2 separate regions of the Homo sapiens genome follow, and region 2 is linked to region 1. A link is an interaction called in ENCODE POLR2A ChIA-PET data of the cell type or tissue named here. Cell type or tissue: Panc1. All regions are shown on one strand. Region 1 holds the start of MIR6794 (microRNA 6794). Region 2 overlaps SYCE2 (synaptonemal complex central element protein 2).

Region 1 (5,000 bases):
GAATGTAGCCTAAAAATATCTGACATAAAAATTGACAGAATTGGGCAGAGTGTAAGAGGTATCTTATGCTGTATTTTTCCTTTATTGTTTGCAATACTTCGCACACTATTGTATGGAACTCTTACCTATAATCAAATAAAAACCAAAATGGCAAAAAAAAAAAAAAAATTGACAGAATTACAAGGAGAATTTGCTTAAAATAAGGTTTCACATTTCTCTCAGAAACTATTAGATTAATCAGGCAAGATAAATGAATAGGGAGATGGAAGATTTGAATCACTCAATTAACAAGTTTGATTAAAAGGAATAACAGAATCCTACAAACAATGAGAGATAAATACCTTTTTTTAGAGTTTTAGATTTTGAGTGATGTCATTCCATTACCTATTCAAAAAATTAAACAAATGGCATATATTGTGAGATTCCTTTTAAATATATACATAAAGGAAAGGTATGTGTATATATCTGTGTGACTGTATAGACACAATTTGAAATAAAGATTACAAACTTAAGCGTCTTCAGGGGCCAGTAGACCAGGGTGGAGGCCATGGATGACGAAGGGGCAGGTACCCAATATCACAGGACCACCCCCACTCAGCTGGTTCCACCACAGTATTATTAGAACTTCTTCTTCTTCTATTTTTTTTTAAGTAGAGACAGGGTCTTGCTATGTTGTCCAGACTGGTTTCAAACTCCTGGGCTCAAGCAATCCTGCCACCTTGGCTTCCCAAAGTGCTGGGACTACAGGCATGAGCCACTACACCCAGCCCTAGAACTTCTGATTTTTCAAGAGAAGGCCCAAACCCAGATTTTGAAGCAAAAATCTTTCAATTTTTATATTTTGCTTCTTTTATTTATCTATTTTTATTTTTTTCAAGATGGAGTCTCACTCTCTCACCCAGGCTGGAGTGCAGTGGTTTGATATCGGCTCACTGCAATCTTTGTCTCCCTGGTTCCAGCAGTTCTCCTGCCTCAGCCTCCCAAGTAGCTGGGATTACGGGTGGGCACCACCACACCTGGCTAATTTTATGTATTTTTTTAGTAGAGACAGGGTTTCACCATGTTGGCCAGGCTGGTCTCGACTTCCTGACCTCAAGTGATCCACCCGCCGCAGTCTCTCAAAGTGCTGGGATTACAGCCGTGAGCCATCAGGCCCAGCCCAAATTTTTGAAAAATACTAGGCAGTTCAGAGAAAACACATGTGTGGCCATTGGGGTAGGACTCTCCACTAGACATCTGGAACATCTGCCAAAGTGTGGCTGGCCTGGGAATAGAATTGGCAATTTTCCCCATGCTGAGCTGCCATTAACACATACAGCCAGTTAGCTTGCTCGAAAGCCCATGCAGGATTCCTCTATAAGTTAAACATAGAGCTACCATATGACCAAGAAATTCCACCTCTAGACGTATATCCTAAATAACTCAAAGCAGTTGTCCAGCCAAATATTTGTACACCCACATTCATAAGAGCACTATTTACAACAGATGAAAGATGGACAACCCAATGTTCACCAGTGGATGAATGCATCTACCATTCAATGGAATATTACTCGGCTATAAAAATGAATGAAGCAGTGACACAAGCTACAACATGGATAAACCTCAGAAACGTTATGTTAAGTGAAATAAGCCAGTCATAAGAGGCCACAGAGCATACGATCCCATTTATAGGAAATATCCAGAAAAAGGCCAGGCATGTGGCTCACGCCTGTAATCGCAGCACTTTGGGAGGCCAAGGCAGGCAGATCACCTGAGGTCAGGAGTTCGAGACCAGCCTGACCAACATGGTGAAACCCTGTCTTTACTAAAAATACAAAATTAGCCAGGTGTGGTGGCGCATGCCTATAATCCCAGCTACTCAGGAGGCTGAGGGAGGAGAATTGCTTGAACCTGGGAGGCGGAGGTTGCAGTGAGCCGAGATCACGCCATTGCACTCCAGCCTGGGCAACAAGAGTGAAATTCTGTCTCAAAAAAAAAAAAAAAAAGAAATATCCAGAAAAAGCAATTCCACAGAGAGAGAAAATAGATTAGTGGTTGCCAGGGACTGCAGGGAGGGAGGAATGAGGAGGGAGTGTGTAATGGGTGTGAGGTTTCCCTTTGGGGGTGATAAAAAAGTTCTGCAACTACATAGATCTAATGGCTGTACAGCATGGTGAATTACTAAATGCTGCAGAATTGTTTATTTATTACTATTAATCATTATTATTATTATTATTATTATTATTATTATTATTATTTTGAGACAGAGTCTCGCTCTGTTGCCCAGGCTGGAGTGCAGTGGTGGGATCTTGGCTCACACCAACCTCCACCTCCCGGGTTCAAGCAATTCTCCTGCCTCAGCCTTCCAAGTAGCTGGGATTACAGGCATGTGCCACCACGCCCAACTAATTTTTTTGTATTTTTAGTGGAAATGGGGTTTCACCATGTTGGCCAGGCTGGTTTCGAATTCCTGACCTCAAGTGATCCACCCATCTTGGCCTCCCAAAGTACTAGGATTACATGCATAAGCCATTGCACCTGGCCTATTCTTTATTATTTTTAATTTCATTTTTCAAGACAGGGTCTCACCCTGTTGCCCAGGCTGGAGTGCAGTGGTGTGATCATGGCTTACTGAAGCCTTGACTTCCTGGGCTCATAGGATCCTCCCACCTCAGCCTCCCGAGTAGCTGGGACTACAGGGGTGCACCACCACGCCCAGCTGATTTTTTATGCTGCCCAGGCTGGTCTCAAATGCCTTAGCACAAACAATCCTCCTGCCTTGGCCTCCCAAAGTGCTGGGATTACAGGCCTAAGCCACTGCACCCGGCCCCGAATTGTTCATTTTAAAATGGTTAAAAAGGCCGGGCGCGGTGGCTCATGCCTGTAATCCCAGCACTTTGGGAGGCCGAGATGGGCAGATCAACTGAGATTGGGAGTTTGCAACCAGCCTGACCAACATGGAGAAATTTTAGTCTCTACTAAAAATACAAAATTAGCCGGGTGTGGTGTTACATGCCTGTAATCCCAGCTACTCGGGAGGCTGAGGCAGGAGAATTGCTTGAACCCAGGAGATGGAGGTTGTGGTGAGCTGAGATAGTGCCATTGCACTCCAGCCTGGGCAACAAGAGCAAAACTCCATCTCAAAAAATAAATAAATAAATAAATAAAAATAAAATAAAATGGTTAAAAAAGTAAATTAAATTTTATGTTTCATGGATTTTAACATGACAAAGAGGTCACAGGGGAAGAGCAATTATTTTATTTTATTTTATTTTATTTTTTGAGACAGTTTCGCTCTTGTTGCCCAGGCTGGAGTGCAGTGGTGTAATCTCAGTTCACAGCAATCTCTGCCTCCTGGATTCAAGTGATTCTTCTGCCTCAGCCTCACAAGTAGCTGGGATTAGAGGCATGTGCCACCAGGCTTGGCTAATTTTTGCATTTTTTTTTTTTTTAAGTAGAAACGGGGTTTCTCCATGTTGGTTAGGCTGGTCTCGAACTCCCGACCTCAGGTGATCTGCCCACCTTGGCCTCCCAAAGTGCTGGGATTACAGGCATGAGCCAGCATGCCAGGCTCTGGAAGAGCTATTATTAATCCCATTTTATGGATGGGAAAACTGAGGCTCAGAGTGTAGGACCAAGAGATCCACAAAGCCTGAGGGCAAAGAAGCCGGAGATGAGCCCCACCCTGCCCTCCCAGGAACCAGGGTACTGACCGCTTAGCCACCCAGCCTTACCTCAGAGAGATCGTCTTGCTCAGGGGTGTTGGAACCACCACTGTCCTGTTCCTCCAGATGCACCACATCTAGGGAGGGACTGAGAGTGAGCACGAGCTGGGTTCTGGGCCTGCTCACCCCCAGTCCCCCTGCGCCCACCAGCCGGCACCTGGAAAGGGGTCACGGGTGAGGCCCAGCTGGCGGATGATGTAGCGGGGGATGTCCGTCTTCACAAGGTGGCCCTCCTTGGCGTGTCCTTCGGCCGCCTCCAGCAGGTGGTAGAACTCCTCGGGGTTGAATTCCTGAGGCAGGGCAGGAGTGGGCTCACCACAGGCTCCCAGGGTCTACCAACCCACCCCTACCCATGCCCAGCCCCCTCACCAGGCACTCCAGCAGCCTCGCAGGGCGTGAGATGATAATAAGCAACTTCTTCACCAGCTGAGTAACGAAGGCCACCTCCAAGCTCTCAGAGCGTTCATAGGCCTGTGGCAGGGGACACAGAGGGACAGGGCTCATAGGCACTCTGCCTCAGCCCGGCCCCTCTCTCAGCCCCTCAGAGTACATACTGCTGCTACTGTCCCATCTTACAGGTGAGGAGACTGAAGCCCAAGCCACACAGTAAAAATAATGAGGCTGGGCACGGTGGCTCATGCCTGTAATCCCAGCACTTTGGGAGGCTGAGGTGGGTGGATCACTTGAGGTCAAAAGTTTGAAACCAGCCTGGCCAACATGGTGAAACCCCATCTCCACTAAAAACGCAAAATGAGCCAGGCGTGGTGGCAGGTGCCTGTAATCCCAGCTACTTGGGAGGCTGAAGCAGGAGAATCCCTTGAACCTGGGAGGCAGAAGTTGCAGTGAGCCAAGATCACACCACTGCACTCCAGCCTGGGTGACACAGCGAGACTCTGTCTCAAAACAAAAGCAATGACAAACAAACAAACAAACAACAAAACCATAGCGAGACCCTGTCTCTACAAATAATAAAATTAGCCAGGTGTGGTAGTGTGTGCCTGTAGTCCTAGCTACCTGGGAGGCTGAAGTGGGAGAATTACTTGAGCCCAGGGGGCTAAGGCTGCAGTGAGCTGATTATACCACTGCACTCCTGCCTGGGTGACAGAGAGAGAGACCCTGTCTCAAAAAAAAAAAAAGAAAAAAAGAAAAGAAAAAGAGGCCGGGCACAGTGGCTCACGCCTGTAATCCCAGCATTTTGGGAGGCAGAGGAGGGTGAATTACTTGAGGTCAGGGGTTTGAGACCAGCCTGCCCAACATGGCAAAACCCCATCTCTACTGGAAGTACAAAAATTAGCT
Region 2 (5,000 bases), 63 kb before region 1:
GACAGGGAGTACGCGGCGCTTGTTTCCTTCTCGCGCGTGGGGCGGGCGGACAGATAGGCAGGGAACGGCTGCGATCCCAGCCATCTCCAGCGGACCCGAGCCCGGCCGCTTGTCCTTTGCCATTGGGGCTCCCTCTCATCAGGCCTGGCCTCAAATTTCCTGACTGACTGAACCCGGCCCTGACTGACGCACTGACGGGTCTGATTTCCACACATGGCGCGTGGCCGGAACGGAGTAGAGAAAGGCACAAACACCCACGCACCGCACCCGTTTCTTTCATTTCTTTTTTTTTTTTTTTTTGAGACGAAGTATCACTCTGTCGCCCAGTCTGGAGTGCAGTGGCGTGATCTCGGCTCACTGCAACCTCTGCCTCCCGGGTTCAAGTGATTCTCCTTCCTCAGCCTCCCGAGTAGCTGGGATTACAGGCACGCACCACCACGTCAGCTAATTTTTGTATTTTTAGTAGAGACGGGGTTTCACCATATTGCTCAGGCTGTTCTCGCACTCCTGACCTCGTGATCCGCCCGCCTCCGCCTCCCAAAGTGCTGGGATTACAGGCGTGAGCCACCGCGCCCGGCCTCATCTCTTTTCTCCTACCTCTTCTCCTTTCTCGAAGGACTCCAGCCAACACACATACCAGTTAGGAGCCCAGGTCCTCCAGTTACATTCCCACAGCCCTGCCCTCACCCGGCCCCTCTAGGTCTGGTGTCCTGGTGTCCCCTAGGGACAGAGTGTCCTTTCACCCCATGCCCCTGCCCTCATGGCACCTGCCCCAGCCCTGCCCGTCTTTCCTGCGGGTCCCCACCGTCCCGCAGCAGCACATCGAGGTGACCAGGGTTGAAGGGTCGGCAGGAGGGCGATCTGTTCACTCCTCATCCTCCCTCCTTGGCCTCCGTCCTGACTGTGCTTGCAGGTGGACGTGCCCCATGTGAAATGCAAAGACCAGGAACCGCAGCCCTTGGGGGAGAGCAAGGAGCATCCGCGGTGGGAAGAGAACTGCGAGGAGGAAGCTGGTGGAGGGCCAGCTAGGTGAGGAAGATCCCAGCCCTATGGGTCTACACAGGCCCCTGGGTCCCTCTCATTCACCCTTTTCTTCCACAAGGCTATGCCAGTGTCTGCTGCTTTTTTTTTCCCTCCTAACACAGCGTCTTGCTTTGTCACCACGCAGTGGCATGATCACGGCTCACTGCAACCTCCACCTCCCAGACTCAAGTGATCCTCCCACCTCAGCCTCCGAAATGGCTGGGACTAGAGGCGGGCCAGAATGTCGGGCCAATTTATTAAAAAATATTGGCCAGGTGCAGTGGTTCACACCTGTAATCCCAACACTTTGGGAGGCCAAGGCGGGTGGATCACCTAAGGTCGGGAGTTTGAGACCAGCCTGACAAACATGGAGAAACCCCGTCTCTACTAAAAATACAAAATTAGCTGGGCATAGTGGCACATGCCTGTAATCCCAGCTACTCAGGAGGCTGAGGCAGGAGAATCGCTTGAACCCAGGAGGTGGAGGTTGCAGTGAGCTGAGATGGCGCCATTGCACTCCAGCCTGGGCAAAAAGACCGAAACGCTGTCTCAAAAAAAAAAAAAAAAAGCCAGGAATGGTGGCTTATGCCTGTAATCCTAGCACTTTGGGAGGCCGAGGGGGGTGGATCAAAAGGTCAAGAGATGGAGACCATCCTGGCTAACATGATGAAACCCCGTCTCTACTAAAAATACAGAAGTTAGCTGGGTGTTGTGGTGCACGCCTGTAGTCCCAGCTACTCGGGAGGCTAAGGCAGGAGAATCGCTTGAACCCCAGAGGCAGAGGTTGTAGTGAGCCGAGATCATGCCACTGCATGCCAGCCTGGTGACAGAGTGAGACTCCGTCTCAAAAAAAAGAAAAAAGAAAAATTTAGTAGGCCGGGCACGGTGGCTTACGCCTGTAATCCCAGCACTTTGGGAGGCCAAGGCAGGCAGATCATGAGGTCAGGAGTTTGAGACTAGCCTGGCCAATATGGTGAAACCCTGTGTCTACAAAAATTAGCCAGGCATGGTGACAGACACTTGTAATCCCAGCTACTCAGAAGGCTGAGGCAGGAGAATTGCTTTAACCTGGGAGGCAGAGATTGCAGTAAGCCAAGATTGTGCCATTGCATTCCAGCCTTGGTGACAGAGCAAGACTCTGTCTCAAAAAAAAAAAAAAAAAGTATATATATAGTAGAGGCTGGGCGCAGTGGCTCACGCCTGTAATCCCAGCACTTTGGGAGGCTGGCGCTGGCAGATAACTTGAGGTCAGGATTTCGAGACCAGCCTGGCCCACATGGTGAAACTCCGTCTCTACTAAAAACACAAAAATCAGCCAGGCGTGGTGGTGCATGCATGTAGTCCTGGCTATTCAGGAGGCCAAGGCAGGAGGATCCCTTGAGCCCAGGAGTTTGAGACCAGCCTGGGCAACAGAGGGAGACATATCTCTCTGAAAAAAAAGAAAGAAAGAAAGAAAGAAATGAGCGTGGTGTGGTGCGGTTGCACACACCTGTGGCCCTAGCTACTTGGAAGGCTGAGGTGGGAGGACCACTTGAGCCTGGGAGGTCGAGGCTGCAGTGAGACGTGATTGCTTCACTGCACTGGAAGAGCAAGACCCTGTCTCAAAAATAAATAAGTGAATAATGTGATTTCAACTGGTGGCAAGTAAGTGGAATGAAGAAACAAAATATAGTAAGGAGCAAGTAGAGTGACAGGGACCTTAGAGCAGTTGGAGAACTCTGAAGAGGTCACATGAGAAGAGGCCAGCCAGGAGGCATTCTGGGCCCAAACCTTCCACGCAGAGGGGGCCGCAAGTATGAAGTCCCTCAGGTAGGAATAAGCTTGATGTGTTCTCAAAAGAGCAAGAAGGAGGCTCATGTTGGCCGGGCGCAGTGGCTCAACCTGTAATCCTAGGACTTTGGGAGGCCGAGGCAGGCGGATCACGAGGTCAGGAGTTCGAGACCAGCCTGGCCAACATAGTGAAACCCTGTTTCTACTAAAAATACAAAAAATTAGCCAGGCGTGGTGGCGCATGCCTTTAATCCCAGCTACTCCGGAGCCTGAGGCAGGAGAATTGCTTGAACCTGGGAGGCAGAGGTTGCAGTGAGCCAAGATAGCACCATTGCACTCCATCCTGGGTGACAGAGTGAGACCCTGTCTCGAGGAAAAAAAAAAAAAAAAAGGCTGATATGGCAGTATTGTGATTGGCAGCAGGGACACTCCTGTCCTCCAGACAGACATGCTCATACCCTCCTGCTGTTTGCATCTGACCAAACACCAACAGGGAAGAGATCATGGTGCTGGGAGACCTTTCCCCTGTGGGCAGCCAGCCTGGAATGGGGAGCCAGGGAAGGTGTCCTTGTAGAAGAGATGTTGAAGCAGAAAGTGTGGGCAGGGTGGGGAAGGAGGGGTTGAGAGAAGAGCTCGTGCGAAGTCCCTGCTCGTGGCATTCGGGGGAGCTAAAGGAAGGCCAGTGTGGCTAGGCGAGCGAGTGGGGTACAGGGGTGAGTGCAAGGGGAGGGCTGCAGAAGGGGCCAGGTTATGAGGCATTTTGTGGGCTACAGACTTTATCCTAGAGGTTTTTTCAGTAACAGCTTTGAGATATAATTCCCATAGCATACGGTTCACCTTTTTTTTTTTTTTTTTTGAGATGGAGTCTCGCTCTGTTGCCCAGGCTGGAGTGAGGGGGCATGATCTTGGCTCACTGCAACCTCCCCCTCCCAGATTCAAGCAATTCTCCTGCCTTAGCCTCCCGAGTAGCTGGGACTACAAGCATGTGCCACCAGGCCTGGCTTTTTTTTTATATATTTTTGGTAGAGACGGGGTTTCACCGTGTTAGCCAGGATGGTCTCAATCTCCTGACCTCATGATCCGCCCGCCTCGGCCTCCCAAAGTGCTGAGATTATAGGCGTGAGCCACCGCGCCCGGCTCACCTCCTTGAAGGGTATGATTTGATTGCTTTTGGTATATTCAGAGCTGGACAACCATTCTCATAGTCAACTTTAAAACAGCTTCATCACTCCAGGCCAGATACAGTGGCCTCCCAAAATGCTGGGATTACAGGCGTGAGCCACTGCATCTGGACTTCATCTTTTCAATGGCTGAATAATATTCCACATGAGTCTACCACATTTTGTTTATCCACTCATCTGTTGATAGTCATTCGGGTGGTTTTCACTTTTTGGCTATTATGAGCAGCACTGCTATGAAATCCATTTAGAAAAGTTTGTGTGTGGACAGATGATTTCATTTCTTCTGGGCATACTCATACCTAGGAGGGGAACTGCTGGGTCACAGAAGTGACATGCTCAGGTTCCCGTTATAAAAAGATACGGCTGCAGGCCGGGCACGATGGCTCATGCCTGTAATCCCAGCACTTTGGGAGTTCGAGGTAGATGGATCACCTGAGGTCAGGAGTTCAAGACCAGCCTGGCCAACATGGCAAAACCCCGTCTCTACTAAAAATACAAAATTAGCCAGGGGTGGTGGTGCATGCCTGTAATCCCAGCTACTTGGGAGGGTTAGGCAGGAGAATCGCTTGAACCTGGGAGGCAGAGGTTGCACTGAGCCAAGATTGCACCATTGCACTCCAGCCTAGGCAACAAGAACAAAACCCTGTCTCAAAAAATATTAATAAAAAAATATGGCTGCTTTGTAGAGAATGGTTGGGAGGGAGAATGTGTGGGTGTAGGGAGGTCTAGTGGGAGGCTTTTATGGGGGGTGTGGGGGGGGTGGCCTTTAGCAGGGCAGATGGAGGAAGTGCCTTGTGCCATAAGACACAGGAAGGGGATGAGGGAGGATGTTTCCCGGCCATGATGTACTGGGGCCAGCTCCTACCGGCTTGAAAGAGCCAATTCTACACATCTCTTCCCAACTTGGCATTTAGCGTCTTCATGTTGGTAGCCTGAAATTGGCTAATGGTGGGAGGCTCTGCACCACGGAAATTGGCAAACACTACGAATCAGGGCTTCCCCCCCATCACACAGCCAGTTGCTAAA

What was found. ChIA-PET counts read pairs that join two places held together with the same protein. Peaks named below come from ENCODE experiments on the same cell type or tissue, not always from the same donor. Only the 100,000 strongest peaks of a DNase experiment are listed, where the experiment ranks them.
Region 2: POLR2A ChIA-PET joins it to region 1 with 5 read pairs; 11 of 35 experiments call an interaction of 5 or more read pairs at or near these places.

The regions. Positions count from the first base shown.
Region 1 is chr19:12,851,109-12,856,108 of GRCh38, reverse strand. It overlaps MAST1 (microtubule associated serine/threonine kinase 1), which reads right to left. Exons shown (of 26, transcript NM_014975.3): 8 at 4,074-4,175; 9 at 3,862-3,994; 10 at 3,714-3,781. MIR6794 (microRNA 6794) reads right to left here and starts at 3,849; the gene lies at 3,782-3,849. RefSeq lists an enhancer at 3,420-3,920. In Panc1, no CTCF peak of the experiment used is centred here; no DNase peak of the experiment used is centred here.
Region 2 is chr19:12,914,251-12,919,250 of GRCh38, reverse strand. It overlaps SYCE2 (synaptonemal complex central element protein 2), which reads left to right. Exons shown (of 6, transcript NM_001105578.2): 1 at 1-8; 2 at 914-1,029. Among named protein-coding and RNA genes, the nearest start is that of SYCE2, 2.5 kb to the left of the region's middle. RefSeq lists an enhancer at 139-278. In Panc1, no CTCF peak of the experiment used is centred here; no DNase peak of the experiment used is centred here; H3K4me3 peaks cover 285 bases.